Regions from separate parts of the Mus musculus genome. Here region 2 is linked to region 1. The links are chromatin loops, found by intact Hi-C in ENCODE. Cell type or tissue: heart. All regions are shown on one strand. Each heading gives the region's core, and the rest is flanking DNA. Links, peaks and the distances in the headings are about the cores only.

Region 1 (16,174 bases), core at 4,865-9,864:
AGCCCTGCTTGTGAGAGATGAATATAGGAGCACGAGGATGCTTGCAGGCAAACCGTCTTGGAAAGAGATGGCAGACATCCAATCGCATCCATCCTGGGGTCCTTAGAACCATCAATTCCACCAGTCCATTCTTTTTTCTCTCAGAGATAAAGATCTAGCTTCTATCCTCCCCTCCACCCTCTGCTGTAACAAGCAAAATAAGCCAAGGCCTTTCACCTCTAAAGGATGGTTCCAGACAGCAAAATGAAGTGACATCACAGACCAAAAGAATAGGAGAGACTCAAGCTCCCCCTGCGCAGGCCATTTTCAATCAGTGTTCTATCTAGTCCTGGGTCCCCAGAAGCTTATTCTGGGGTAGGTTCAGAGTACAGGGTCTCATTAAGAAAGTAGTCCCAGGGGCTGGAAAGATGGCTCAGTGGCTAAGAACAATGGCTGGTCTTCCAGAGAACCCAAGTTCAATTTGCTGTACTCACATGGTGGCTCACAACTATAACTCCAGTTCCAGGGAATCCAAAGCCCTTTCTGCTCCATTGGCAATGAGAATGCAAGTGGTATACAGAGTGTTGTAAACAAAAGAGTCAGGAGGGAGGGAGAGAGGGGGGAGGGAGGGAGGGAGGAAGGGAGGAAGGGAGGAAGGGGGAAAGGGAGGGAAGGAAGGAAGGAAGGAAGGAAGGAAGGAAGGAAGGAAGGAAGGAAGGAAAAGAAAATGAAGGAGAAAATCTCTCAGGGAGCTGGCAAGAAATGGAGGCAGTAGATCAGGAGGACAGACGGCTGTCCTAGCTCTGCTGCCCACTGGCTGTGAGATGTTAATAAGAAGCTGCATGTCTCAGGTCCTCAGTTTCCACATCTGTCAAAGAAGCTGGCACTCTTTCCCAAAGCATGGGTGACACTATGCCTGGTGGGCTGCTACAGTGGCTGAGGTGGGAGGATCTCCTGAACCCAGGAGTTCCAGGTCAGCCTTGGTGACAGAGACAGCCTTGTCTCAAGCTGGAAGAGAAGGGAAAGGAAGCTTAATGATAGGGCACTTGCGTGGAATCTAAACACAAGCCCTGGGCACTGCATACACACACACACACACACACACACACACACACACACACACACACACACACAACATATATGCACGCATATAGATGCACACATAAACATACTCTCAGACACATACACACATAGATGCATTAAAAAAACACCCATACAAACACACACACACACACACACACACACACACTCAACAAGACAGACAGACATATACACAGGCACACACACAAACACATACACACAACATATATGCACGCATATAGATGCACACATAAACATACTCTCAGACACATACACACATAGATGCATTAAAAAAACACCCATACAAACACACACACACACACACACTCAACAAGACAGACAGACATATACACAGGCACACACACAAACACATACACACAACATATATGCACGCATATAGATGCACACATAAACATACTCTCAGACACATACACACATAGATGCATTAAAAAAAACACCCATACAAACACACACACACACACACACACACACACACTCAACAAGACAGACAGACATATACACAGGCACACACACAAACACATACACACACTCAGAGAGAGAGAGAGAGAGAGAGAGACATACACAGATGCACACACAAACACACACTCACACATACAAACAACATCAAATAGCACAAGGTCCACATCTCATAAGATGATTCCCAAAAGTGTATTTCCAAAAAGAAACCCATATAACTTCAAGGACAGCATTCAAAGCAGAAGAAATGGGAACTTCCAGAGACCCTGAAAGATCCTGGCAGGGAGGGAGCAAGTTCATCTGCATTCCTTTCTGCCATTGTCACGTCACTTATCACAGTTGCCATAACAGTGCCCTCAAATTAGTACATGGTACAAAATGTGAAGCAGCGGTGTATATAACCCCAGTCCCACCAGTGAGCTGCTCTGCTCTAAAAAGATGGAGGGAGAACTGGAGTTGACTTTGAGAGGATTTGAGCCAAGCAGAGGCTACCCTTGAACCCTGCAGAACTTTCTCAGATGGCCCCGCCACCTGTACCTTTGCCAAACTGAACGAAAGGGGATTAGAAAGAATGGAGAGTGGACTGAGCATGGCATCTTCCTGCCCTGCTTTCTGATCTCCCCTGATGTGCTGAAGCAGTGGCATGCTCCCCGTCCTGACATTCCTCTCCCCGGTGGACTTAGTCTCCACAAACCATGAAATAAAATACATCCCTTGACAGAAGGAGAGAAAGGGTGTAGATAGGAAAAGTAACTCTATCCGCCAAAAATAAAGCAAGCTTATGAATTATCTGCCACAGCAGAGAGGTGGTGGTTATTCAAATGAGCCCTTTTCTCTGAACTGCCTTGAGTCAACCCGTGGGATCCATAAATTGGTCCTCAGCTGCCAGTGTCTGTTGCCACACACGAGAGTATTTGGGAAGAGACTCCCATCACCACCGGGGTCTGGATTTATTCAATACAAATACAGGGCAAACAAAACAAACAGCAACAACAAAAACTCTTGTGGTTTGGATCTTAAAAAAAAAAAAAGAAAACAAAAGTCTTTGAAAGAGCCGAGGGAATGAGTCTGATGTCAAACCCTGTTAGCTGAGAAGGTGTTTAGAACATTTTGGAACCATGAAGGTATTTAGAATCCAGAGCCAGGAGATGCCTGAATCCACCTGAAAGATGTTAAGACATTGTTCCTAAGGGCCTACAGGTTCCTTTGGGGACAAAGGACTGATGATAATTTACAGAATAAAACAAATCCCCAAGCTGATGATATATATATATATCTCACAGAAGTCAAGAAAAGCGATGAGAAAAAGCTGAGGTGTCAACATAAGATATCTAAAACAAATGGCCAAAAGACTGGTAACTCACAGCCTGCCCCAGCTCAAACCTTTGTTTGGCAGGATCCACTCTGTAAGAAAATGGACAAAAGAATATTAATTTTTGACTTCTGCTATGGGAGAAAACTGTAGGCAGACAGAAGTCACTTCAGACTGGAGAAATGAGCATATCCTGTCAGATAGCAATTACCCAGGGCAGACAACGACTTGGCAGGGAAACAGCCTCTGTCCCTCCTTGTTGTCGAGTCTCTGAGAGAGATGGTGCATTCTGGCTTTCCCTCATCTGTACTTCACACACGAAGTGTTGAGGAAGCAGCCCTCCCTATACCAGCAGCATTTGAGGAAGGCTAAGATGTTTCCAGGCCCAGCCTAAAAATATCTCCCTTGACAGCCTGTCACAGTGTCTGAGATTCCGGCATTATGAATTCATTCCTCTCTGTTAAGGCATTTTGTTTCAGAGAGTTCTCTGTTAAAATACAGATATCCTGAAGAACTTAGCTCAGGCGAGGCAGGAGTTAGGAGACCTGCATTTGGGCTGTGCCTCTGCCTATGACTCTAGGAGCTAGGACATGTCATTCTCTTTTCCCAAACTTCAGATTCTCTCCTGGGGCTGGGGCTGGCGCTGGGGGTGCCGGTGGGGAACCAAAGGGAAGATCTGATCACAGCATGGTATCATCTGTGGCTGAGGGAGAGAAAACGTCCACTTTGGGGTCACCCATGGCATCTTACCCTGAGCACTTGAGTACTCTGGCATCCGCCAATCCCATCACATCCGTGAGCGCCACTGGCTCGGGTGACATGTCAAAGAATATCTGGGTTTCTTCTCTCTGAAGAGACTGAGCTTTCTCCCTGATTCCAGCTACCACACTTGTCTGAGGAACACTCCTCCCTCAGGATTCTCAACTGGTCTCCTAACTTGTTCCTGCTTGTGCTACCACGCCCCTCCCCCAGAAGCTCAGCTCACACACAGCATGTTTATAAACATGAGTCAGATCCTCAAGACCCTCCACATCACCTGGCTTTCATCACGGACACTGAAGGTCTCACAGGACCTACAAGGCCCTATGTAAATTGCTCTTGGCCTGAACCCTGGCCTTGTCTCCCAAAGGTCTCCCTGAAATCTGTCCCACTTCAGAAAGTTTACATTTTCTATTCCTTGTGTTTAGACGTCTTCCTTCCTCCTAATTTCTGCTTGGCAGGCTCCCTAGCATCTTTTTGGAGAGGTGGGGCAGGGAGGCCTCTCACATGATCATATCCTAGGGGAATTCAGTGGGTTGCCTCGACTAAAAGAGCCCACTTCTTACCCTCTCCATTTGCCTTATAACCCTCATCACACAGACACAATGTGGAGTCTCCGTGGCTTACTTGTTGAGCTACTTGTTGAGTCTGGTTGTCTGAAGTGAACGTGCAATCTGGTTGTCTGAAGTGAAAGTGCAAGGAGACTTTGTCTGGCTCCTGCAGCAGCATTAGCCCATGCTAGATGCTCAGCTAGACGGAGGAAGGACAGAAGGGTTGACGTAGATCTGTGCTAGCAAGAAGACCACTGTAAGAACACCCTAGAGGGTTCAACGCCAAGGTTTTCCCTGCCTTCTCTTCCAACAAGCGGATGCCATGGAAGCAAGGGTGGATTTGCTTCTTCGGAAGTCTGGGGCAGACAGTGTGACTAGGTATAAGGAAGGCAGTAAACGTGTTGAATTCTGAGAAAAGAATCCAAGGTAAACTTAGAAGCCTTCGAGGCTATAGATTCTTGAGACCAAAGGGGAGTAGCCTGAAGGTCCTAGTAACTGTATTCCAAAAGATAGGTGCCTTCAGATGAAGGGTTGCCTGGCCAAGGGTGCAAGGATTTCCTGAAGCCACACTGGTGGGTATGACTGCCTTTCTAGGCTTCCCACAGTTTCTCTTCAAGCTCCAGCTGGTGCTACTGACCAGAGGAAGTGGAGAGGACTGTCAAGAAGGAGCAGCCATGCTGGTAGGACCCTGCATCCCAGACCTGAGCTAGTGAGAGTGCTACCCTAAAAGCTATCCTGAAGGCTGCCATGTGTCATGCATCATATCCCTCCCTCCCGGTGGTGGGAGTGAGGTATTTCAGTCCCTTTTTATGAATGAGGAAATCAGGTTCAGACTGGTTATTGAAATTGTCCAAGAGCGCCTAGGAAGACAGCGCTATGCCACCCTCTGCCCACCCAGTAGCTATGATATATCCGGAATAGAGTTCTTGCTCAAAGCTCCAAAGCCATCGCAGGCTTCACAGTCACCTGGGAGTCCCAGGGGCTTCTTCCTGCATCAGCACCAGCCCTGCCCCAGGCTTGAGCATACTGCCTGCAGGGGGCAATGGCGGACAGCTAGAACCCGCTCTTCTCCTCCAGAACCCCCGGGGTTCCATGCCCATTTCTGAATCTGGGGTCCAGGACCGCCCACAGGAAGCCTCCTGGGTTCAAGAGAAGCAAAATATCCAAAGCTGGCCGCGTCGGGGGTGGGGGGAACCACGTAGGCACTGGAGCCGGGAGGCTGGATCCCAGCTGAGTTGAGCGCCGCCGCCAGGCTCCGGGTGTGTACGCCAGCTCTGAGCCCTTGTTTGATGAGCAGCGGCCAATAAATTCATTAATCATCATTTTATGCCTCATCAAACCCCCTCCAGGCCCCTCCATGGGAGTTACACAAATTAGCCCCTGAAAAGACAGTAATTTCAGTTTAGCGAGGTAAATGCTCCGCGCACACAGCTTTCATGACAAGCCCATCCATCAGCTCATTGGGACCCAGCGTGGCAGCGACATCGGTGCTGCCCAGTCCAGCCCCTCGAAGAAGTCCAGCTCTCCAGTCCAGCCCAGTTTCAGGGAACTGGATCTATTGGGAGAGCGTCTCTACGCAAGGGCTCCCCGCTCCTCTCCTTTACATTCATTATCTTTACGCTGTTTCATCAACGACCGTATATATCTGAACAGAAGAGAAACTTTTTCCAGGAAATCGGAACCTCAAATTTAGAAGCAACCTTGAGGCACACGAGGATCCGCTGGCTCTAAAGGTCTAAACTGTTGTCTCAAGGAGAAACGGTGCCAGGCAGTCCTTTCCTTCCGAATAGTTGTCCCGTCTCCGAGTCACACAGAAATTATTGTGTCCTGTCGTGTAAAGTGTGTACAGTATGTGGGTAGAGGAAGAGTTAAACCAGGGATTCCAGATGATTCTGAAAGCAACCTCGGGCTCCAAAAGAAGGCCCTGTGGGGAGCAGGAAAGGGGCTTCTTCCGTGTTGAGGACCGTTCCTCCTGACTCTGAAGGCCAGAGAGGCAATCTGCTTTCCACCCACCCACATCCACAGCCCAGCATCTTTCTCTCTGAACCCCTCCACCTGAGGTGGTAGAGGTGTCTGGGGTAAGGGATTTTTTTTTTTTTCCTAATGCGCTTAGCTCGGGGGTTGGGTGAGAAAGCAAGCCAAGGGGAACAAGCCTAGGTGGAGAACCATGCGGACCCGAATTTGCAAGAGAGACAGCAGCCCCGGGCCTTCTCATCTTTCCGGGCCAGGCCGCACAGAGGATCCCAGGGGAACCCCACCAGGCTTGGAGGGCGACGAGGTGGCGCGGGCCTTTCTGTACACCAGGGCTGCGAAGAGTTGCAGGGCTGAGCGCCGCGCGGCTCCTTCATTAGCTTCCCCTCCACGAGGCGCTGCATGCCTCAGAAAAGAAGTTAGCAAACGGGGAGCCGTTTATCTCTTTTATCTTGGGGCCTGATCCAATTAAATAAGTGCACATTTACATTTGCATCCATCAGGCGGGAGCGCTGAGAGCCTGGGGTTTGCTCGGAGCAAATAAAAGCAGATTTCACTGGGAAAGTGACGTCTGGGCGCGCTGGGCTCATTCCGGCGTCAGAAAGCAGCGCTGCCGGGCGAGCGGCCTTAGGGAAGCCAGAGTTGGGGGCTGCAGCCCAAGAGAGGCGGAAGACTCCGGGTAGCCCTGTGGGGCAGGCCGGGTGGAGTTGTAGACCTGCCCCCAGGGTTGTTCTCTTGTGAGGCCACTATCCCGGTCTGCCCACTATCAATGGCCCAGGTTTGTATTTAGAGCGAAAACGAAAAGGAGAGAGGGTCTAACCTGGTCACAGAGGTAGACATTCAGGGTGGGCCTAGTAACCGTGCCAAAGCTTTGGCTAGTGAAAAGGGCAGACGGCAAGGTCCCCTTCGGGTCAACTGTGTGCCTTAGATTGCTCAGAGGCAAGAGACACTGAGCCGGTCCAAGGGCACGCCCTGCTCTCCTCCTCCTAGTTCACCCCATGGCCCTTCTGCGCCTTACTGCGCTAGCTGCTGTGAGCTCTACAAGGTTTGCCACTCCGATCCCATTAAAAGTTACTGTTGAAAGAGAGTTCGAAAGCCAACGGGAAATAAATACGCGTTCCCTTATTTTGTAATGTCCACACACGGGCCAAACCGGTGTTCCTGGACTGGTAGACTCCTCCCGAATGGCAAACCACAAATAAAACAAGACGTTGTGGGATTCCAGGCGTGCTATCGCACAAGGAAGCAGAAATGGGGTACACCTGAAATGAAACAGACCGCTTGCGCGAAGCCCACCATCTACAGACTACTTACGCACCCCCTACCTGAAGACTTCTTGAGTGCCCACACTTCTCAGCTGTCTGCTGCCTGACTTTTATAACAGTGAGCTAGCTAGGAGTCGAGTTAAAGCTGATTTAGTCAAGGCCTGCTACCCATTGTCCCAGTGCTAACTAGGTCATGAAGTCCAGGGCCTAGGCAACTTGGCTAGCGGAAACAGCCTGGGGTCACCCAGCTGAAATGCGGAGCCAAGGCAGGGTGGTGGATGAAGGCCTGGCCGGCTTTGGCTCGGCTCCTTCTCCCTGCGAACCCCGTGGCTCCGGGAACCAGTAGGCGGCGCCCTTCCTAACCTGGAGGCCCCGGGGTTCCTCTTGAAAGTTCAATTCTGTTCCTTTCACTTTGGGTACTTTGAAGTAACCTGCTTCTAGCTTTCTCCAGGTAACCTGCTACTTGTAGGGGACAGGTGAGCTGGGAGACCTGGTCTGGACCCAAGCTACACGCAGGACCACCCCAATCTTTTGTGTCTCAAGATTTGGATAGTAAGGGGCAATACTCCGAAGTGCTCCGAAGGTGCTTACAGCGTAAAAGTCCTCTCAGAGGCTCTTCACCCGAGCCAGGAAACCGCTTTTTCTAGGTCCTAGTACCGACATCTGGCCTCCTCTCAAGGCCCTGGCTTACCTCGAGATACCACCGGGCTATTTCTTCTTTGACTACTAAATCCCTTAAACTGATTTGACCGGCACAAAGGGTTCAGGGATGGAACCCAGCCTAAGGAGACTGACTGTGAGACCCCTAAGGAGAAGTTCCAGGACCCGCTGGGATTCGGTTTCTTTTAGTCCTTAAGTGCCAAACTAGGGCTCCTGAAGGTGAGGTTTTCCCCAAAACTGGCCTAGCCAGGCACAGGTGGTTGACACCAGCACAAGTCAGCTTCGAGGTAGTTTAGAGATATTTTAGGCTCTGTGGCTCGAGTCTTTCGTTCCCAGCCTTTGAACAAACCCCGACCCCAGCATTGACAAGACGCACCTTGGTATTCATGCATCCAAGATGCATCGCCTTCTGGACCGACGAGTTAAAATGGAGGTTCGGGGACATGGGACACAACTACTTCTGGGATTAAACGTAGATGTTATTTTCTATATGTCCCAAGCTCGGACCTGTCCAGCAGGCTACCTCCAAATTAGATAATCTCTAGAAACCAGAAAAACCACTGACCACCGAAACCTAGTTCTGCAAGAAAGAAAACCTCGGACTTCTGTGGGAGTGTGCGCAGTAGTTGAAGTACGCAAAGAAAACCGCAGACGCCAAGCTCAGGAGAGATGCACGCAGGGGACAGAGACTTAGGGCAACAGCTGCCCAGGGCCTGTGCTTGCGTTGCCTAGCCCCGAGCCTGCAGCCCTTGGATGCGGAGAAAGGGCGCGCGCTCTGCGGCGGGCGCGGCGCCCGTTCCCAGGCAGCCCGGCGGGCATGCGGCTGTAGCCCCAGCCCTTGTCCGCGGACCCGGGATGCCCCGCCACGTCATTTGCATATTCCCAGGAACACAAGGAGGCCTGTAATTTTCTTTTTAAAAATCGTTGGGCAGAGTTTAGGACCAGTGCTTCCAAAAAACCCCGCCGCGTTGATGTGGTCTCTAAACTTTCCCTTAAGAAAAAAACGGTCTGCCTATTCTTCAGACTTCTCAGAAAAGAAGATGACTCCTGGGGCTGCATAGACACGGGGGTAGGGGGAGCCGATTGTGAACTAGGCTGGGAGAAGGGGCGTGAAGGGGAAGGGGGCAGGGCAAGTCATCTCTGGAATGCAATTGTTTTAAAAAAATCATTTATAATTAAAGGGACAAAATAAAATACGATCGTTTCATGTATGTTTAATCGCTCACACTACCAGCTTTAGAATCATTTCCCTATGAGAATTTTCTAAGTTAGACTCAGATTTAAAAAACAAACAAACAAACAAAAACAGCTCCTTAAAGCATCTGGTTAACACAGCTTTCAAACTTGTCTCAATTCGAATAAACAAAATGAATCCTGTTGCAGGTTTAAAAAAAAAAAGCTAAGAAAAGCAGCAACAAGAGCGGTGTAAGTTTGGGGTGTGCTTTAAAACCCGAGTAGGGCAAAAGTAAGGAAGAGAAATGCAAATATGTACAATATGCTTTAGCCTAATTATGCTGCCGTTGTGTGCAAACAGTTCTGTCCCTACAGTCAGTCAAATTAATTCCTCTCGCTGGGGTATTTTTTTTTCCTGTATCGCACCTCCCCCCATTACCACACACACAAAAAAATTCCCATGAAGTAAAAGGGTTGGCGACTTCATATCTCAGGTGCAAAATGGAGCCGCAAGCAGGGTAACTAAGCCTGAACTCAGGGGTTGGTGGGTGGAGGCAATGGGTACTGACTGTCCCTTGGTCATTTAGAACCGAGATGAATCTACGTTTGCACCAAGCTGAAATAAAGCGGACTAAAACGAGAAAGAAAAAAAGAAGAAGAAGAAGAAAAAGAATAAACCCTCAAAAACACTTTTGTAGCAATCGGAGCTGGGAAAAGTGCTAAAGCGACGACAAGCCTCATCAAGTCCACAATGGCCTCTTTATCTACGCAAATGGCCTGGAGCTTTTGAAGCCACTTATCCAAAACGGGGCCTATGGGGGAGGGGCCTCCGACTCCCTTTGGGGACTCCATTCACTGCCCCTAGTGACTATGATGCTCCCTCCACCTCCCACCCCCCTTCTGCCCACTCTCAGATCTCCGACTCTGAAAAATACAGGCTGGAAATTCAGGACAAGTGTGACACCTACCTGTGAAAGGGGGGAACCGTCGCGTTGCGGGTTTGCGGTCCCTGCTGGGAGGCCAGCCTCCATCCACAAGGCCGCAGGCCACCCTCACGGTCGCGGATGGCACAGTCACTGATTTAATCAAATCCAAAGAAGAGATAAATGCCCAATTTTGAAGGGGTAGAGGAGATGCTGACTTGGGGAAGCCTTCCCACTTGGCATCCCCTAACGCTCCTTGCCCGCATTAGCTAACAGCACCTTTGAAATAGTAATAAGGGCTAAATCCGGCATAAAATCGAACTCATTAGCAAAGTTCACCAGCTGATTGCTTTGCATAAAACACGACACTGATTGGAAGTAATTAGGTTAAGCGATGGCTCTCGGGTGGTGCGCGACTCTGCCTTGGTTTGTCATCTTTTTCTCCCTTCTGGAACACACTTGGGTCTCTTCTCCCTCCTCCAGGGTCCAATCTCCCCCTCTAGCACAGGACAAGGATGATCCAAATCCTGAGTCCCAGACTGGGCCGTTTGCTCCCCCAGGGTTTGTGGCTTAATTACCGTCCCCCTTCCCCGCCCCACAAACTGTCTGTGGCTGCATCTTTCACTCCACTTTGAAAAAAGTTACAGTTGCACCTTTTGACCAAGGCAATTGACAATTTATTGAGGCTTCTGAGAAGTAATGAGTGGCTCTAGTTATGTTAAAATCTCCTTTAATTAAATATTTTGCATTTTACAAAGACCACTGCAGTTTCTCTTACTTTTTTTTTTAAATCTAAGCGTATAACCTGCTTCCTTTCTGTAATAATATTTTAGCTCATACCCAGGAAAAAAATCAATAGGTGTAAAAAATTAAATTAAACTTGTATTTTTAAACTATGAAACAGTTTTGGGGGAACACAAATGTATATATTTATATTACAAAAACATTAAATGCCTGTACAGGTGTCTTGATTTCATAATTTACTTCAAAGATACTGAATTATCAATTTAAATACAAAAATGCTACATTAAATATACAGAATAAGATTTAATACAAATCCTTTTAAGTTTTTTTTTCTTTTCAGTTGGCTAAAACAATTTTTTCGAGTGTGGAGATGTATACATTTTTATGCCATCCATCTCCATAAACTATAAACTTCTGAATAAGAGGGGTAGTTTATTTCTTTTTTCTTTCTCTCTCTTGGTGATGGAAAAATAACTGCCAAGGCCATGGTTTTAATAAATTAGGAAAGTCCGGGGATACCGCACCAGAGTTAAATGTCGGACATACCTTTCTTCAACTCATAGGGGGAGTCTTTGCACAGGTCTAGCTGAGACTGGCTCCGCAACATTTTCGGGTCTTTAGCCAAAACGTCCGCACGATTCAACACCGTCTGGTTTAATCCATTGAAATGAGAGCCAGGACCCGCTGTAGGGCTTGGCCCTGGCCCTGGGTGGCCGTGAAGATGTCCGAAGGAGCCATAGTTCGTGTAGCCCGGATAGAAGGGCGCCGTGTAATAAAGAGGCCGGGACAGCACCGTCCCGCCCGGAAAGGGACACTGCGCGGAGGGTGAGCGTGCGGGCGCTGGGGCAGGAGACGCGCGGCTGCCTCCAAGCGTTTGCCCGCCCATGGGCCCTGGGCACGGTGGGCATGGAGAGCCCTCGCTCCCTCCGCCCCCGTCCTTGACCTTGTCCGAGGATGTGGCGATCTCGGCCAGAGACCACAGTTTGGGCTTGGCTAGCACGGCCGGAGGCGGTGGCGGAGGTGGCGGTGGCGAGTGGATGACCGAGGATCCGCCCGAGCCGGGGGGCAGCTCTCCGGCTGATGGGTGCGGGCCGGGAGCCGGCACACTCGCGGGGTAGTGAGGACCCGCGTCTTCCGCCAGACGAGCGGTTGCGGGCCCAGCCGGGGAGGACTCGCCCGCGCGCGGGGGCCTGGGCAGCTCATCGTGGCGGCCTTCGGAGGACGACTCCTTAAAATCCGAGTCGCTGAGGCTGCCTTCGGTCTCCTTGCCGGCGGGGCTGAGCGGCCCCTGCAGCCGTTCGCAGCCCGCAGTCGCCTTCTGCTCTGCTCCTCCTGTGGGCGAAACCCAGGCTGTCAGAGGCGTGGAGGCCACGCGGCCAGGCCCGGGTTCCTGCCAGCAGAGGCAGGGACCCGTGCGCGCCCCCTCCAGGCCCCCTTTGCCTTTCGAGTCCCGCTCAACATACCCTTTCCCGCATCCACCAACCTGATTCGGGGCCCTCGAGGTCGCCCTTGTCCTCGGGCTTCTGTGGCTCGTCCTCGTCGTTCTTCTCCAGATCGATGTTCTCCTCCTCCTCCTCGTCCTCGCTGCGGTTCCGTGGCGTCCACGTCATCTTGTTCTCTTTCTTGAGGCGCCGGCGCGCGTTGGCAAACCAGGTGGACACCTGGGTGAGGGTCATCTTGGTGATAATGGCCAGCATGATCTTCTCTCCCTTGGTGGGGTACGGGTTCTTGCGGTGCTCGTTGAGCCAGGCCTTGAGAGTGGCTGTAGCGTCCCGAGTGGCATTCTTCCGGTACGCGGGGTCCCCATAAGGATAGGAGCCCAGAGGTGCTGCATAAGGGTGATATCCCAAGGAACCTGCCATACCGGGAGTGTGGTCGTAGGGAGAGCCCTGTGAGGGACAGGCAGAGGTTAAGTGAGTGAGGGTGTGGGCTACATAGCCACCCAAAAGACTGAAACCCACTTTCCCTCTGTCCTTGGTTTTGAGTGCCAGCGCGGGCCCGCACTCCAGCTTCCCCTGAGGCAGAGCTGGCTGGTTTAAACGCAAGAGTGACCACCTTCCCCCTCCTCAGAAGGCAGCAGGGCCCCCCAATTCTGATTCTGGCCCTTCGGGACCCCTGAGGCTGTTCAGGGTTTAGCACACCACCTTGGAGGCCACCATCTGCTGGGGGACCTCGGTGCCCAGGTCTCAGATCTGGCCTCTGCGGAAGGGCCCACGGTTCTCTTAGAGGCCTGAGCAGCCTCAGCAACAACTCAGAGCTCTGCTCCAGAGCGGCCGCATGTTGGGCGCAAGGGGTACAACAAGGGAAGGAAAGGCTCTTTCTTTAATCTTCAAAGAAATGCGATAGACAAGCTGAGCCTTAGCTTGCACACCGACGGTCTAAAAATGCTATCCCTAACCGAAGCCGTTGCGCTTTTCCAGAAATCACACCCCGCCGTAAAAACCCGGATACACCGCATCTCGCTGGCCGTTTCAGAAATTTAATACTTCCAAATCGGATTGCGAAGATAGGATTACGGATTTGCAACATTTTGGGGATTAATTAAAGGCGAGGCCAAACACATTTACATAGATTTAGCACACTACTACTGTTTGGAATTCCGGTCGGCTTCTTTTGAACTACTTTTTCCAACATGGCAAAACCAAAAGAAAGAGGAGGAAGAAGAAGAAGAAATTTGCGGGTTGTCCCAGAGCTTTGAGCCAAATGCCGTTCTTTATAGTAAAGACCAATCAATCCCCCCCCCTCCCCGCGCCCCAAAGCCTTCCCTTCAGCTCGGCGATCCCAGCAAGACGCGGCTTTCGCCAGAGCCACTCCGGAGCCCGCGGCTCGAGTGAAGCTGAATTAGACAATTGCTCAAGTTTGCAAGGGCCGCGAAGCTTGGCGGGTGAGGTGGCGCCTAGGCCCGTGTCCACCGCAACCGGGCTCTGCAGGCCTGGCCCCGGCTGCCCGCTCGCTCGCCCGCCCGCCCGCCCGCCTCGGACCCAGCTCACACTCACCACGTAAGAGAAGGCAGCGGCGGCCGCAGCCGCGGGGTCGGCGCCGTACTGGAGGTGCGAGTTGTAGCCGGGCGAGGGAGCCGTGAAGGCAGTGGAGCCAGCGTAGGGCGAGAACGCGGAGCCCGAAGAAGAGCGGCCGAGCTCATCCGTGCGGGGCCCCGAAATGACGCTGGTGCTGTATGCGGGGCACGAGTAGAGCGCCAGCGAGGCGGACGGCTGGTACAAGTAGCCCTGCGGGTAGGACATGGCCACACACGGGCATGGGGCGCGCCGCGCCGCGGCGGCCAACGAGCCGGGCGGCGCCCTGCGAGGGCGAGCGAGAGGGCACCTGGCTTCTGGCTGCCCCGGGCCGCAGCTCTTCGAGCCCCGGCTCCCGGGCTCCGGCCCGCGGCGCCTCCTGGTTGGCTTCCCGCGCGCCTCTGGCTGCGACCGCCGCGCCCGCTCCTCTGCGCGCCCCGCTTGCCCGGGCTAGGCTTTCTCTCCCCCCACCCCCCTCCCTCGCTCTTTGCACCGGGGGGCTCTGCTTTTGGCTTTGCAAAGGTCCTGCCAAGATGCTAAGTTGGAAATTGAGGATTCTGACGCCTTGTGTGCGCGCGAAGCTCCTCCTTCCCGGGGTGTAGTCGGTGGGGGGACTGGCAGGAGCCTCTGGCCGGCGGCAGCCAACCCGGCCGCCAGGCGCGTCTCGCCCTCTCCCTGTTCCTCCCCGGCTCCTCTCCCGCTCACTGGCGCTCCCCTCGCCCCTCCCTAGCGCCCGCCTCTCCTCCGCCACCCCCCTCTCCTCCTCTGCCCGGCCTCCCCCTCCTCCCTCCCGACTCTTCCTCTCCTTCTCTCTTTCTCAGACTCTCGAGCGCCGGCCCCAGGATGACAATCACATCCCAAGCGCGCCGATCGCTTCCAACTTTGCTCTCCTTTTGCTAACTCTGGGCGGAGCGGCAATCTCGACGTACAACTGGCCTTAGTCTTGGCTCGGGCCGTTCGGGAACACAAAGGGAAAGATGCAGCGGGCTGCGCTCGGGAGAACGCTCTGCGCCCTCCTCGCCAGTGCGAATAGCGAAGTTGGCGGACGTCTTGTTCTCCCGAGAGCTGGGCTGGGAGGTGGTTTTTCTCCCTCCACGCTCCACAGTGGCTTCTCCCTCCTGCCGGAGGTCTCTAGGTTGAGCTGGAGACCTGGAATTCAGATCCCAGGGAGAGTCGATGGATGCCGGCGCTCAGGGCACAGCGAGGCCGAGATGACCGCCTTTCTGCGCCAGCAACTGCAGCAGGTGGGCAAGAGCCAGGCCTAAGTAGAAGGGGCCCCGCTAGCCCTTCCTTCCACCCATCCCTGGCAGACGACGAGAAGAGGCTAGAGAGGAGACTCTGGGGTCTCTGGCTGGGGGTGTGACTTTTCTCTGGAACGAGGAAGGCAGTGGGCAAGAAGTGCCCGACGGAGAAGCTGTTCTACCCGAGTCGGTCCCCCAGACGCCCCCGGCCCCTTGCCATCCCAAGTAGCGATGCCTGCTTCTCATGTCTAGCCACGAGCAGCTTGCCCCGTCAGGTCTGTGGAGCCGGAGGGTGTGGGGTCTCGCCCCTTTTGTTCCACTAAGTCGCCTTCCACCCTCGCTCGCCCCCGCCCCAGTTCCACTGCAAACACTGGGCAGTGAACAGTGTCCAACCCAACCGCTGTTTGTTCAGCGAGGCGCTGGCCCGGCAAACACACACCACAGAGTCCCAGGCAGAGTTCTCGGAACACCCCCTCCCCAAACCCCCCACGGCCACACAGTGAGAAGGCAAAACAGACCCTAGTCCCTGGTCTCCACCTCCCGCCGCCGCAAATTACAAACGCACTGAAGCTTTGGGACAGACAGGGGCGCTGGTAAACCAGGACCGCCGGCGGCAGAGTGCACACACCACACATCAAGCATTTTGTGGCCTTTCACAACCCAGCCACGCGCAGGCTGGAGCGTAACAATACACAAAGTTTCCTGTAATGATTCTCACTAGCCAGCAAGCAGTTTGCTCGGTTGGGGCCGTGGCAAACACTAACCCCACGCGGATCGCACAGGGACCCGCACCGCGGCGCGCATTCACGCACGCGCGCAGACTGCCCCCTCACTTAGCACTCAGGATACAGGTTCCGCCCCCGAGAGGTTGGACCCCGCGGACTACATTCTCCAAGAACCTCTAGGCCTACCCCGCCCTTCCCCTACACAGCTTCGCCTCTGATTGGGCGTTGGTCTCCATTAGCCCCTCCTCTGGATGACGTAATCCGCTTCCCTCGGAGTTCCAGCGCCAGGGGGCGTGGCTG
Region 2 (16,174 bases), core at 6,168-11,167, 130 kb before region 1:
CCACCAAGAAAGGGGGAGCTATGTACAAGGAGGTGCAGAATCTGACCACCATGGGACAGGGGCAGATTTTGACATACTGCATCCATCTCACTTAGACCAAAGGTACAGGCAGAGACAACTGCACAGGCAAAACCCCTGCAAATAGAAAAGAGTAGAAGCAGCTGCAGAAACATTTCTCTTTGGGGATGAGGAAAATCTACAAAGAACCCTTGGATATGAACTCTGAAGGCAGAACACTTGTGGAGCAAGGAGGTGCATTCTGAGAGATGCCCCAAGGGCAGGGCCTGGGAAAGAAGGAAGAGGTGCCGAGGCATAGTGGATGGTTTTCTCTTGCTGTATGATAAAGGGTTAGGTCTGGGCCTGCCCTCCGGTCTCAGGTTCTCACTGGTTAAATCTGAGATGCTGCCCGGAGAGCAGCACTTCTTACCTGGGGTTCAAGGTCCTCTTCCAACCTCTGTGGTTATTACATCAATTTATTAGGATTAAATTGGCTGTCCACTGAGGTCTGCCTTGGGACTGAAGCTGTTGCCTGCCTCGGCCATGTCATGGGCACTTACTTGCTCCACACCAGTGAGTCCTTCTGACTCCTCTTTCCACACTGAGGAAAAGGCACTCTTCTTCCAAAAGCCCTGCAAGTAAATTAGAGGAGTAGATCGTCTCTGTAAATGAAAGCCATTAATACTGAGCTTCGTACAGTCTCTTCACAGCTACGCTCCAACCATTCTTGACTGAATAATAAGTAGTGTGTTTCTCTGGGGTATAGCGGTCCAGCTTGGAGTTCTGCCTTCTTCAGGAAACAAGGGTTCCAGACAGCTTCTGGGGCAGGTGCTGAGTATTGGAAGAGAGAGGAGGTAGACACAGGCCAAGGTGGCACTGCATGCTGCTGCAGCCTGACCTTTGCTCTAAGCCTTGCCTGATAAGCCTCAGGGAGTGGGGTCTGTCATAAGGCATATTATACCAAAGGACCTCTGTCCGTCAGAGGCTGTGCAACTTGGCGAGCTTCCACTTGGCTTCTGAGTCTGGTGAAGTTGGGACGGGCAAGAATCTGACTGGCTGTTGAAGACTGGGTTCTTCCTCCAGATATCTGAGTTCCGTGTGGGAGGGAAGATATAAGTCAACCTGAAGGGAACAGCCTGGTACTCACTCATGCTACAGCCCCACAACCCATGGTCTCTGTTGAGCATTCTAACACTAAACCTATGTACAAAGCCAGGAAAACCATCACTCAAGCTCGGGCTTGATAAGTCACTTTAATTCTGGACCCCTTTTGTCCAAGCTGGAGGACCCTCTCAGGCAGCACATGACCACAGCTTGGGAGAATCAAAACACATGAGTGAGAGAAAAAACAATTTTTTTTTTACAAAGGTGGAAAGTAAGGCCTGGAGCATAGTGAGTTTGGTACAGGCTCAGAGCTGGTAAGAAATGGAGTTACCTTAAACTGGGGCCTTGTTTCTGTCCACTCATGTGTCTAGCTGGTAAATCCCAAATGAAGGGAGAAACAAGGAGCTTCCAGTGGCACGATGAGGGGGACCTCCCTGGGTGCTCCCTAATTCAGGCATATCTTTGTGGGAGTCCCCTACCTCATCCCCCAACCAACAGAGCCATTGTTGCATTGGTTCTGTTTCTGGAACCTACTGTCTCTTCCCACCTCTTGGTTATGGAATGTCTAGATATAATTTAGTGGAGGCCTTCCTTTAAGATGAGGAGAGAAACCTATGGTTGTCAGTGCTAAATTGCTACATCGTGTGCTGTCAGCCTTGGAGCACCCCCCTCCCTCGCCAAACACACACACACACACACACACACACACACACACACACACACACACACACACACACACACGAAGGGTGAAGTCAGGAGGATTCCTTGACAGGCCCTTCATGGGCAGTGCCTGGAGAAGACAGCCCATACTCTCAGCCCGCCTGCACCAAAGGCCCTCCACCAGAGACCAGGCGGCCTTAACCTTAGTGCCCAGGTGGAGGGAAGCTGGTGAGGTTCCCCAGGCGCTCACAGAGCAGATGCCTTGCAAAGCCTAAGGATTAGTCACTTGGCATGTGTGAGTAGCTAATTAAGTTTCACTATTTACCTCTGGAAAAGCACAGGGTTTCCTGGGCTCTGCAGAGGGCCTGAAGCCCCCTCCCCCCATTCTCTTTCTTGTCTGCCCATCGTCAGGCCTGGAGACTTCTAGCTGCTTGGAACCTTTGGGTCTGGAGAAGAGACCTTATAAATGGCCATGGCCACCCCCAGACTACAGGTGGAGCAAGGTGGAGCAAGGGTGGGATTGAAAGGCTAATTAGCAACTTTGGCTGAGTGACCTAGATCTCTTCGAAGGTTATTCCGTTCATCTGTAAAGTGGGGCAGATAAACACATTGGCTATGAGGATTGGAGGTGGACTGAGAAGTGTTTATGAGGGAGAGGCCAGAGGCCAACCCACTGTCCATCTTGCCCTGCCCTTTTATTTAAACACTCGATAAGATGCCCACATAAAAGAAGGTATTTCTGATCTCTGCCTCAGCAATGCCCCATGAGTGAAGAGAAAGTTGGCTGGTGTTGGTGGGGATCCCTAGAGCAATGTTGAGGGCCTTTCAACTTAGAGACACGTCTTTCCCTGACTACTCTCTCCTCCTTCATGCCTGGAATACATACACAATAGCTGGAGCTTCAAAGGCTTTTTTACAACGTGAGTGTTATAACTCTTAAGTAAGAGTTGTTGTAACTCCAGCTTTTAAGAATGGACCCAGCACAGCAGACAGTGGGACCAAACACTGGAGATATCACATTGTTCCTGGATTGCTTTCCGAATTTCTCTTAATAGAAGGAAAGAGACGTAACTGCTGTTTTTGTTTAAGACATTGGTTTTAAAACTTTAGTGTGGATTGCAACCATCTGGGAGGCTCATTAGGGCACACATATTCGGGCCCCATCACTAATCTGTCTATCTCACAATCCAAGTGACAGAACTCACATTCGACCATGAACCTGGATGACTATTTCTGGTGGTTTGAATATGCTTGGCCCAGGGAGTGGCACAATTGGGAGGTGTGGCCTTGTTGGAGGAAGTGTGTCACTGTGGGGGGTGGGCTTTCAGACTCTCTTCTTAGCTGCCTGAAAACAGTCTGCTCTTGGCTTTCTTTAGATGAACATGTAGAACCAGCTCCTCCATTACCATGCCTTGCCTGGATACTGCCATGCTCCCACCTTGATGATAAAGGGATAGACCTCTAAAACTGTAAGCCAGCCCCAATTAAATGTTGTCCTTTATAAGAATTGCCTTGGTCATGGTGTCTCTTCACAGCAATGGAAACCATAACTAAGACACTATTCAATAAGAGTTAGGCCTGGAGACATCCTTGCTTGGCCATGTTCAACTATACCGCCAGAGGCAGGAAAAGCCAGGAGGTGGGCTTTGGGGGCACTTTGGGAACGTTAGGAGAGGGTGGATGAGTTGGACCTACTCAGGCTTCCACTCCTGTCCGGACCATGAGCCTTCATACATGGCTGCTGTAGAGCCCTATAGAGGATGAGCATAGGCAATCCTCTTAGTCGTGGTGGGCTGTGGTGACAGATGAAGCTAGGCTTTTCCTAAGGGCGGAGGTACAAAGCCCAGCATCACCAGTTGCTCAGGTGAAATAGGAAGTTAGAAACCTCTAGGGAGTTTCCGTTCTGTGAGCAGAATAATGGGCTCCCACGTTGACTCCATTTATCAGCTCTCCGGGGTCTGGCTTTCAGGAATGACTGCAGGTGAGAGCAGGGTCCCTGAGAGTAGCAAGGCCATTGGTGTGGGACCACTTGTCACCCTCGAGTCTTTTTAATGTGGGCTGTTGACACACACAAGTGTCACCCTGCACTGTATAAATCACACGCTCTGTGATGGCACCCAAATGATGTTGAGGGAGGCCCGGGACCTAACTACCACTTCATCAAGGAGGCAGTGTGGGAGACAGATTCTGCTGGGAGGTAGTGGAGGGGTAAATGTGTCTCTCAGCCAATGCAGCCTGCAGTTCTTTATGGACAGAGTTCGAGGCTCAAATCCTGCCTCTGACACTCACTGGCTGTGGGCAACAGCCGAGGCCTGTAGCCTCCATCTGTAGAGTTTGTGGTTAAGGGCATCCATCTTGGGCTTGAAGCTGGTTCTGTACTTGACCTGCTAATTAATGGGGGCCAAGTTGCTTCTCTCTGTTTACGCTTCCATTTCCTCATCTGCAAAATTCTCTGTGTTGATACTAATCCCTCATAGGTCACTGTTGATTCCCAAGGCCTGGAATAGCAAGCTACCACAAACCGAGTGACAAAGTGGCTTGGGTATACTGTTCCCAAGACAAGATGGTCACAGTCACCAAGAAATCCAGGCCCCACTCTAGTGAAGGATCTTCCTAATACTCTCTGGCCCTAGAGTGTCCTGCCAGAGTCTATACATTGCCAACCTCTACCTTTGCTCCATGAGGAACACTTGACACTGGACATGGAGCATGCTTGGGCAACATGAAACATTGTGTGTTGGCTCTGAATTAAATAATACTTGTCAAGTCCCTTCTCCAAGCAGGGTCACATCCACAGAGCTCAGGCGTAGGACTTGGCCATAGCTTTGTAGGGGCCATAGTGCCATCCAGTGCCAGTAATACTCTGAGAATCAAAGAACCAGTGTTTATAGATCCCCTACGTGGAGCCTGGCACATGGTAAGCACTGCTACAAGCACCTACATATCCATCCATCCATTCATTCACCAAGCCTGGCTCCCCTTGTTCCCATGATCCTCTCCATGTACTCTGCTCTGGGTATGCTGTTCCAAGGAGTTCAGATCATCCCACTTCCCTGTTCTACTGAGCCTAGGACTTCAGCACTCCGATGCTTGCTCTGGTCAGCCCAGGGAGCTGTATCAGAGAGGATGCTCCAGCCCTGTATCATGCAATAGTGCAAAAAATGTCCATGGTGTCACAAGACTTGATCATAGCCACCTACTAATCTGATACATGTTTCTGATGTGCAAAATGGCAAGAAAGAGCTCACACTTAGGACTATCTCACCTGCTGACACACATGTTAAATCCACCGATCCCATTGTGTGGCTACACACTGAGCATGTGCCAAAGGTGGATGTTGCTCCACAGAGCACAGCACAAGTGCCGCCAAAGCCATGTAAAGTGTGATAGGCAAGCAGACCCTGAAGATCTGGGGGTACAGCCATCTCAGCCAAAATGCACACCATCTCAAGTCAAGTCCCCGTTGCTCAGAGCTGGGGTGAGCAGGAACAGACAAGACAGGGGAAGAGGGCTTTAAGGGCAAGGCATCATTGTGAGGATCCCTGTATGAACTTCCTCTGTCTACATTTCCATTCTCTCAACATCTGCTTAGCATCCCCCCAGCAGCATTGTGCTCTCCTCTATACACAACCTTTTCTCAGGTCAGATTCCTCACATCCCACACAAAGCCGTTAGATGCAGCTATGTCAAATGTGTGTCCCCTCCACATGCTTTCCCTCCCCTTTCACGTGAAGATTAATGGAAGAGGACCTAAAATCAGATGGCGTGCATTCATAACCCTTCCTTTACAAATTTGTGTGTAACTTAACCTTCCCCAGCTCACTCATAAAACTACTTAAGGATTCTGCAAGGGCTAAACATATGATAAATATATACATAATTTTATTAAATTATTAAGTTACACACACACACACACACACACACACACACGTATCAGTCATAAGTTACCACCATCGTGCTGTGTAACAAACCACCCAGAAGCAGTGGCTTAGATAACAGTACTCTTTCTGTTGGCTTATCTGGAGATTGGCTGGAAGCTGCTGGTCTTATCGGAGTTCTGATGAACCCAGCTCCACACTGTAGTTCATGGGACTCTGCCGATTGCCTCTGCCCTACTAGATCCATCAAGCTGCTTCAAGTTGCTTTGTTCTAGTGATGGCAGAAACACAAGAGGTCCTTGTCACCTGTACGAACAGCCCACACACGTTAGCTAAAGTTCATCACATAGCTGAGTTCAAGGTCAAACAAGGAAGTGCGTAGCATCCTGGTGGGAAGAGTAGCCAAATCCCTTCCTCACAAAATAGGCCTGTGTATATGGGAGGGACCACTACCTCCATCTACCTCAACATAAGGAAGGCAGTTAGACGTGCCACCATGGGGAAGGTGTAGCTCAGGATTCGTGAGCTGTTGGAGGATTAATTCATATCTCACACCTTGCAAATCATGTCATCTTTGTATTCACCCCCAACCTGACTGGGGCTCCATACAGAGCAAAGAGGAGCTGGGTGAGCAGCCCCTCAACCTTGCAACAGCTCATTATGAAGGATGTTGATTGAGTTTATGTTAACATCAAGGGAAGGAGGTATGGCAAGGTTAAGGATGCACAGCTAATAAACACTATGCATGGCTGAAACTCCTACTTTCTTCAAGTCTCTGCTCAGGTGTCACCTCCCAAAGGCTCTTTCCCTGACCACCCTGTCTCCAGTGGCATCCCCTTTCTCTGCATGATCCATATTGGACTTGATCCTTTATTTTTCTCCACAGCACCTGCAATATTGCTCATTTGACCACTGTCCCTTCTCAGATCTGATCTGTTCCCCTCTGACCTCTGGATCCATCCTGTCTGATTTACCACATTTGTACTGGCATGTCGCGTTGTTTGCCCCAGGCGATGTTACCAAATAAATATATCCAACAAAGAATTGGGTCCTGAGCTGGAACGACTTGATAGCCCAATGGAATTGTAAGATGTGCATCTGTTTTACTAGTGCTGAAACTGAGGGTCAGAGGGGGAAAGTGATTTGTTCAAACGTGGTGGTCAGTGTTAATTGCCAACCTGACAAGATCTAGAATAGCCTAGTAGACAAACCTCTAGGTGTGCCTGTAAGGGATTATCTTAATTAGGTTGGCTGAGGTGAGATCCACCTTAAAAAGCGGGCATCACCGTTCCCTAGGCTTATGCTCTAGGCTTCCAGAGGAGAAAACACAAAGCACGAGAGCATCCATAGCTCTGCTTCCGGGCTGTGGTGCACTGTGACCAGATGCCTGAAGCTCCTGCCACTGAACTTTGCCACCTGATAGATGTTACACTCAAACTGTGAGCTGGCCTCGAACTCAGAAATCCACCTGCCTCTACCTCCCAAGTGCTGGGATTAAAGGCATGCGCCACCACTGCCTGGCTCTTCTTTACATTGCTTTGGTTATTTTATCACAACAGAAAAATGTTACTAATATACCAGTTTTTGTTGTTGTTGTTGTTCTTGTTGTTGTTGTTGGTGGTGGTGGTGGTGGTGGTGGTGGTGGTAGTGGTGGTGGCGGTGGTGGTAGTGGTGGTGGTGGTAGTGGTGGTGGTGGCGGTGGTGGTGGTGGTGGTGGTAGTGGTGGTGGTGGCGGTGGTGGTGGTGGTGGTGGTAGTGGTGGAGGTGGTAGTGGTGGTGGTGGTGGTAGTGGTGGTGGTGGCGGTGGTGGTGGTGGTGGTGGTAGTGGTGGTGGTGGTGGTGGAGGTGGTGATAGTGCTAAGTATCTCTGTGATCCTAAAGACCTTGGCATACTATCTCACCTAAAAATCCCAACATGGTAATAGCCCCAAACTACACCCAAACACAGGCCTCAACCTAGCCTCACATAGGTCCCTGGAAAATGGCTTGAGGGCCTCAATTCCCTGTTTATAGTTCCGACGGAACACTGATCAGAGGCCAGTCCTTGCCCAAAGTCCCCTCTTTATGAGCTATGTGGCCTAGGGTGATGATCCCCTAATCTTTTGGCATTGCCCTGCAAAAGGTATGCGGGAACCCTGCTGCTGCCAGGAAAAGTTGGGGGTCAGAGCTCTAGTTTTGTCGCAGACAATTCTATTTACCTGTTCCATAGTCTAGAACTTCTGGTGGAATATCGCTTGATGTATAATTACTAGGCTAGTGACAGAGAGCAGGGGTAGCCATAGCTGAACTGCTGCTGCTCCTAGTGATGCTGCTGATGCTGATGCTGATGGTAATGATGCTGATGCTCATGCTAATGATGCTGATGCTGATGCTAATGATGCTGATGCTCTCATTCACCACTGTGGGAATCTAAGATAGGACCCTGCAAAGTCGCACTTGGACAGTTTCTGAAGAAGCTGAGGCCAATCCTACTTACCAAAAAGGACAAACACATGCACAACTTGTGTAAGAGTGCTCACAGCAACTTCACTGATAACGGCCTAAAGTAGAAGCAGTGGGCACTTCTCCTTCACTTCACTTCATTCCTCCTAGGGAGCCGATGAACCAATGGGACCTTCTCTGTAAGGATGTCTGCTTGCTCATGTAAGGAGCTGCAAGCTACCAATGTGCTCTACAGCACAGTTGGCTCTCGTGTACACCGTGGTCAATGCAGTGCCTGCATTGTGCGTGTTTTCATTTACAGAACATCCTGGAAAAGGCTGAGCTCTAAGGAAAGACAACAGACTGGTAGTTGCTGGCAGAGATAACCACAAGGTAGGTTGCTGGGGTGGAGATTGGGGGAAGATGGAACTTGTCTGTAACTCTGCTGGGGCTATCTGCCCAATCCCATGTTTATAACAATTCCACCAAACACAAAAGTATACACCTTAATTTAAAACTTCAAAGAGAATTATCAGAGGAAAGATTCTGTTGCTACAAAACAACAGCTGGCAAATTGTCAACGTGGTGCAAAGCAGGGACCTTTCCTAAGCAGCCGTGTGGATTCCTGGGAGGCTTCAGTGCTGCCTTCCCCTACTGGGGCCAGGGCCAGAGCAGTCTGTGGCTCTGGTGTTATGTGTCTGAGAGGTACTGGGCATCGTGCCTAAAGACAGCCAGTCCTCCATACTGGTCTGCCATGGCCTCCACTGAACAAATACTGACCCCTGCTGTCTCCATTTCTCCTCCTTTCTTCCTGCCTGCTCTCAGGGACAGAAACTTGAAGCTCATCTCCAGGTCTAAAGGCTCTAGTGGAGTGCTGTGTGGGGTGCTGAGGGCACCATCCATCTGCTGCTTCAGGGAGGGAGACGCCACCGAATGGCTTGGATGCTGAAGCTGCACCCTCTGGCCCAGGGCAGATGCAAGGCAGACAGAGGTGGGAAGCCTAGAGGTTCCCAGGATCCTTTGCTGCCCACTTGGCTGTGGAATTCAGATTTTACTGCCCCTGCCCTCCATGTGAGGAATGGATTCTAAGAATTCACAGACTAGGCAGCCCTGTGTGAGGCGGGAGGCAAACTGCTGTAGCTTTGGTGAAGCTGGGCTTCCTTGGGCCTTAGTTTCCATCCCTGCTAAGTGAGATACCAAGCCCCCTTTTTTTCCCTATGTACTCATTTGTTATGTGAATGGAGAGTCCAGGTACTGTAATGGCCTCGGTATAAAGGAATGGACCAAGCAGCTATGATCTCCTCCATCTTTACAGGCTTGTTGCTAAGACACACATGTAGGCCTAATCTCTGGGGAGAGCCTGGGTCTGCTTAGCTGTTTATTCCATGAAAAAATCAGCATGGAGGGAGAAAGATGCTAACCCAAGGTGAGGGGGGAAAGTGTAGAGTGAGAGGAATTCTTGATACCATCCCCCATCTCAACACTCACCAAAATGAGCTTAGATGCATGCTTCAATAAGATTGCTCCAGCTTTGACCCTCTAGGATGAGCATGCCCAGGGTAGGAAGCAGCCTAAGAAGCCAGAGTCAGCATGAAATGCCTGGGAGACCACGTTTCCAAAAGTACAACTCGTGTATAAGTGTGTGTATCTGTGTGTGTGTGTGTGTGTGTGTGTGTGTGTGTGTGTGTGTGTGTGTGTGTGTGTGTGTATGTGTACACGTGAGTACTCCTGCCTGAATACATGCTACAGAGGCTCCTATGTGTCTGCTCTGGTGTGTGTGTGTGCACTCCTGTGTGCCCACATCAAGCCTCTGGAAGAATATAGGTAGCTGGGTTCTGTGCATGTGCACAGCTCCCTGGTCCACAAAACACCATGTGCTCTACTGGTTGGGCTGTGTGAGGGGTGTTGAGTGCAGGGTTCATACATGGAAGTTGATTTGTGTGTATTAGCCCATGCTCTGCATGTGTTTTTACCAGAACACGTCTGTCTGCCTCAGTTACACAGATATGTGTATACATCTATTTCTGGCCCTGTCTGGTAATTCATCATTGTCTGTATGTGTTGAGAAGGGGCAGAATAAGTAGGGTGCTTTTCACCCTTCAATTTCTAAGGACCCTTGTCTAAGAAAGAGCTGATGTCTTGGAGGCTTAAAGGCTAATATCCAGTCAAATAGCAGCCTGCCTTCTTCCTCGGGCCAACCCAGAACTTCTGTGGGGAACAGCAGCCCTAACAGGGCAGGACAGGGCAAGGCAGGGTCCAGCCAGCCACACACCTACGAGTTCCCTTCATGTGGTGACCAGGGCTTATTTCTGTCTTGTTTGGCTCATCCTGGCCGGGTGTTCCCATGCAATGATGCCCTGCTTCTCCACCCAGCTATTTCGGCTGAGGAATGTGATGTTCTGTCTGAAGCAGAAACCCCAAAACCTCCATTATGGTTAGCTGCCTGAGGCCCCGAGCAGCCGCTCGCTTATTTAGGTTTCTCATGGTCTATGTTTGTCCACAATGACATGATGAACTTGGAAGGCAGGGGCTCTTTGGGGAGGGGAGGGCATTATCTTAAGCCTCCCCTGTCTAGGAGAGAGCCTGGCATGTCCTCCAGGGGGTGCTGGCCTGCTGCTCTGCTCCATCTATCTGGCCTCCCTGGACAGTGCATCAGCTCAGCATGCTGGAGGCAGGCCTGCCCTCTCCTTCCTTGCCCGGGTGCCTTGGCTAGACCACAAATCCTTGCCCTATAGTAGTTTCCTGGAGCCCTGCTCCACACACCCAGAAAAGCAGCTCGAGGTCATTAATGTGCAGTGTCTAGACCCAAACTGTGCAGCTCAAATCTTGCTCAGCCATCCATGGGCTGGGTGGCCTCTGGTGGGTTATTTATTTTCCGGATGTTGCTGTCTCCTTGACTGTGAGAGAGAAGAAAGGATCTCTGTCCTAGATGGTAGGATGCATGCCTTTACACTCTGGTGTTGATCTTGCTATCAGTGGTATGTAACTGTTCAATTGACTGCATTTTCTCTTAATTGACTAGTGCAGGAACTGGAGAGACAGATCGGTGAGGTACTTGTTGCACAAACAAGAAAACCTAAGTTAGACTCTCCAACACTCATATAAACCTGGGCATGGTTGCATGTGCTTTTAATAGAGGTGCTGAGGAGATAGAGACAGGGGGACCCTTGGGGCTTTCTGGCCAGCTAGTTTAGCAAGATCATCAAACTCTGGGTTTAGTATGAGACCCTAGCTCAAAAGAGTAAATAGAAGACACTTGTTCTGGTAGGTTTTATGTCAACATTATTCAAGCTAAAGTCATCCAAGAAGGGAGCCTCAATTAAAATATGGGCTGTAGGCAAGCCTGAAGGGTTTTCTTAATAAGTGATTGATGGGAGAAGGCCCAACCCATTGGGGGTGGAGCCATCCCTGGGCTGGTAGCCCTGAGCTCTATAAGAAAGCAGGCTGAGCAAAACAGAGAGCAGGCTAGTAAGCAGCACCCCTCCATGGCCTCTGCATCAGCTCCTGCCTCCAAGTTCCTGCCCTTTGTGAGCTCCTGTCCTGACTTCCTTCAATGATAGACTGTGATTTGAAGATGTAAGGCAAATAGACCCTTTTCTCCCCAAGTTGCTTTGGCCATAGTTTTTCATCACAACAATTGTAACCCTGTCTAAGACAACACCTGATGTCAACCTCTGATCACTCATGTGCACACTCATGAACATATACACACACATACCAAACAAACACAAACATGTTCACATATGTCCTGCATACACAGGAACATGTACACGTGCCACCTATACTCGCTACACATGAAAATCTACACACACAGATGCCACACATGCCAGCATTCACACATATGTCACATACATACCACATGTACATGCAACACGTATATCATACATATGCAGTATGCATTTACCCGTATACACAACACATGCTAACATAACATAACACAGACACAAAGATACACACACTCCATACACATGTATAGACAATAGCACAGTAGCTATCCTTATCAGTGTTGAGGAGTCTGAGACATGCCAGGAGGATTCTGATAAATGGCACATTCAAATCCAAAGGACATGAAAGGGTTTCCATGCTGGCTCCACTGTCAGTTAGCCATATGGTCTTGGGCAAGTGATTTAACTTACCTGTACCTCAGTTTAGTTCCTGCCTCATTGCATCATGGTAAAAGCTGAAACAAAAACATGCAGACCATGCAGGGAACATCAGTGCCAACGGCATGTTGTCATGTGTAATATGCCAGTAATAGTCCAAGAAGAGTTAACTCTGACTTGTGCTCCAACCACCCAAGCTCTCACCATACTCAGACACTGCCTCCTATGCCCTGCCTGCCCTGTGAATGTCCCAGGATCAGTGAAACCCCTTCACTTTTTAACTTGAGTTAGCACAGCTTGGTTTCGGAGGCTTGCCATCAGAAAGCTCTAACTCTGCAGTAATGTGGTAATTACCCAGGAGTCAGTCACCTCCCCAGCAGTCACCAGTGATGACATGCTTGCTGCTACCTGCTGAATCCTGGTGTACAGTCTCATCCTGTCCCAGCCAGACCCATGCAAAGCCAGCATAAATGGCAAGACCCTATCTCCCCATGCCAGCCGCTTATGGAAATGGGAGTGGAAGGGTTAAGATCCTTGCTGCTTGCCCTCTGGTCCCTCCCTCCTCTCCCTTCCCTTTTCCTCCCCTCCCTTCCTCTCCCCTCCCCTTCCATCCCCTCCTATCCTCTCCTCTCTTCTCCCATTAGGACCTCAGTCCTAGCCCTGATTCTTTGAATATACTGATGTGCTACCCACTATGTCCCCAACCAAGCCGTCAAACAACCAGTCTTGCCCCATCCTGCCAGAGAGAGAGAGAGAGAGAGAGAGAGAGAGAGAGAGAGAGAGAGAGAGAGAGAGAGAGAGAGAGAGAGAGAGAGAGAAAGAGAGAGAGAGAGAGAGAGAGAGAGAGAGAGAGAGAGAGAGAGAGAGAGAGAGAGAGAGAGAGAGAGAGAGAAAGAATGGTAACATTGACAAGCCCCGCGAGGACACTTGCGGTGCCTCCATGTGGAGCTCTGCTGTCGAAATTGGGGCGAGGATGAGTCACAGCCAAATGGCAGCACCTCCACAGTTCAGAGCCCGGTAGTTATTGGAAAATGATAGGCCCCACACTCTGCTGGTGCAAATATGTACCCCTGCATGCTGTGGGGTTAACCAACAACCCACCACAAGCTGAGCTGATGACCAGGGAACCAAACCAACAGCAATTCATAATTAAAATGTAAGAACAGCAGCAACTAGGAAGCAGGAGCCACACAAGGCAGCCGGCAGTGCCTTGGTCTGGATGGATCCTGCCCAAACAGGCCCCCGACACCCTTGCCTGTGGGAACACGCCTGGCATGGCATGGTGTCCCCACTGCTCAGCCAACTGCTGAATCGAGTCTCCAGAGAGCTCCCACAATGCGCTTATTTTCATTTATAACCACCAAAGTTGAGTACCCTGGGTGATTCACAGGTTTATTAGCGAGTGACTCTTTGTCTATAAAACTCTGTGTCATTCAAGGGGGGGGGGACCACCCATTTCTAGCTCAGTATGCTTCAGGGAAATTAGTCATAAGATGTGAGACAAAAAAAGCCAAACTGGAGATTCAGTATTATATACAGTGTGGGTCTCAGAGGCCCTACCAAGCATGGTGGGGTAAGCTGACTCAGCCACTTCGAATGAGGGACTGGCTCGAGTGTGCAGTGGTGACTTCATTGGAGGGACAGTGGCTGATCACAGCAGCAGAGTTATATTCCAGAACTAGCTGGAGTTGGGTCTTGCCTCTCTGCAGTGTCTTCTTCCTCAATGTGTTGAATAGAGAAGCAAGTGCAAGGAATGAGATGCTACCTTGGAAATGGAGAGAGCCAGGCAAAGAGGATGATGCAAATATACAGAGGACATTGGAAGATGATGAGAGGGCCTCGGCCTGGCGTCCAGCTCACCCCAAGTTCAACAGTCTAGCCAAAGTCGCCACCTTTGATAGAATCTTGCATCTCTCTTCCTGGAACTTGCCTGCCCAAGTATCCCTACCATCTTCATTTAAAGGCTGGGAGCAAGAAGTCTGTAGGAGAGGTGGTCTGAGGGTGGAGGTGGCCATGGATCTCAGGGCCCCTTGGTCAGTAAATATTTCTGAGCTTAGAGGTCTGCATGGAGCAGCCTCCTGCAAGCTTCTTGATGGAGCACCTTCAGTCATAACAGAGCATTCCTGATGGCTTTGGTGGGTGGTGAGCTTGCTGTGCATTCTTACAGAACTCAGTCTTTCTGGTAAGTCTCTGGCCTCCACTATATATTTCTTTCAGTTTGCCAACCCCTCTAAACTCCCTCTCTCTTCTGCCAGGAAACATAGAAACTAACTCAATGGAGTTAGCCTTGATTTGCCCTACATGTTCAACACCAACCTAGATGTGAGCTTGCCCCATCCCTGGGGTCTTTGATGAGGTGTTTTGTAGCACCTTAAATGCCCACATTTCCCAGAGAATGCTCTCAGGTAAATGGATTCTTGACATTCTAGTTCTCAGCTCTAGCACCCTTGAGGAAGAATCCCTAAAAGATGAGAGAGGATGTCCATGCCTATAATTCCAGCATTTGAGGGTCTTAGTCAGGAAGATTGCTTTGAGTTATAGTTCTGTGACTATGTGGTGAGTTCCAGGATAGGCTGGGCTACATAGTAAGAGCCTGTTTCAACACCCTTTAACCTTTTTACTGAGCCCAGAAGCCTCCAGACTACTGGTGCCTGGTCCTCAACTATGGCCACTTCTACGCCAGCCTCAACCTCTCCACTCTTTTCTTTAGACCATGGTCTAGTTGCTTCCCATTTTTGCCAGGCTCCATGATGATTCTGTTCCATTCTGCAAGACAACCAGCAGAGGAGGTGGGCCAGATCCTGAGGGAAGTACCTGTTAGCACTCTGCAAACAGGCTTTGGCAGCACCTCCCAGCCCTGAGCATGCACTGGCTGTCATTAAATGAGGGTGAGGGGTCACTCTTGTAAACACTGTAGAGTCCACATCCTCAGAGCTGTTGGACACAGATATCCTCATATCATCTTTCAAGATCCTATTGCTTCCCGAATGGACCCAGTTCTTTGCATACCATCCCTGCCTTGCTGTGCAGCCCACTACCACTGGCACTAAGTGCCTTTAAGCACAGAGGCTTCTGTCCTCCACTCTGCTGCTCTGCCCACATGGGACTTTGTTTGCTATCCCCAAGGCATTCTGGGTCTTCCACCTACCTATTAACATCTTGTGAATAGTCTCCAGGCTCCTACTCTCTCGGACTGCATGGGTCACCATTGGCATTTTCGGGATGACTTGGCTGTGTTGGTAGGCATGGTCCATCATGGCTCCCAAATGCCTGCTCATCACTCTGGTCACACCAGTACCTGCACCGGGACACAGCCAGACAAGTGAGCCGCTGCTCTGTGCCAACCAAGATGACATCTTTTCCTGCCATTTGGTGAGTGAGACAGTCTCAAGTTCACCCTTATCTTCTTCAGATCAGTCCACCATTGTTCATTAAGATCATGCTTCGGGAGAATAGGAGAGGGGAAAAAACAGTCTGCAATGTCAGTTTGCCACTTAGCATGAGTTGGAGATGGCCATTCCTTGGTTCTCATGAGAATGAATCTGATGTGCTCCAACTGCCACATGTCTCCTGGATACACAAGGAACTCATTGGTAGATTTCGGAGTGTCCACGACCGTGTCCCTGAGCTCTCAGGATGTAGAGTCTATGGGGTCCATTTATCCCCATGGCTGTAACACTAGAGCTGGATGAACCTACCCTTTTCAGGACTCTCAGTACGGTTTGTAATGTTGGTTCTAAGGTAAGATGGGGGAACTAGCTGCTTCTCCCTGGAGCCTTATATTAGCATCAGGCGTGAACTCCAGGGCAACCTCAGAGAGATTTTTCAGGGTGATTAAATGCAGCAATAACTCTCACTCTCTCTTAAGGCTCATTTCCTATTGCCCTGTTATAAGAGAGAGACCTTGTCCTGGAAGGCTGCCTAACACCTCCTTTAGAGAAGGGAGTGGATGGATTCCAGGCTATCCTGGCCAAGTCAGATGAAGTTTCTATGAATCCTTCAGGCATCCCT

The links. A loop is a pair of places that touch in the nucleus more often than their neighbours do. Peaks named below come from ENCODE experiments on the same cell type or tissue, not always from the same donor. Only the 100,000 strongest peaks of a DNase experiment are listed, where the experiment ranks them.
Region 2: it touches region 1 in a loop (3.0-fold over the local background); 1 of 42 quality-filtered maps calls a loop at or near these places.

The regions. Positions count from the first base shown.
Region 1 is chr8:92,356,146-92,372,319 of GRCm38, reverse strand. It overlaps Irx5 (Iroquois homeobox 5), which reads right to left and starts at 14,524. Exons shown (of 3, transcript NM_018826.2): 1 at 13,891-14,524; 2 at 12,378-12,783; 3 at 10,864-12,226. The coding sequence starts at 14,136. The coding sequence ends at 11,424. In heart, for the core only: CTCF peaks have their summits at 5,181 (motif pointing right) and 7,732 (motif pointing right); a DNase peak (open chromatin) is centred at 7,709; H3K4me3 peaks cover 4,675 bases; H3K27ac peaks cover 3,076 bases; H3K27me3 peaks cover 3,711 bases.
Region 2 is chr8:92,486,219-92,502,392 of GRCm38, reverse strand. No RefSeq gene overlaps it. Among named protein-coding and RNA genes, the nearest start is that of Irx5, 140 kb to the right of the region's middle. In heart, for the core only: CTCF peaks have their summits at 8,849 (motif pointing left) and 10,646 (motif pointing right); a DNase peak (open chromatin) is centred at 8,782.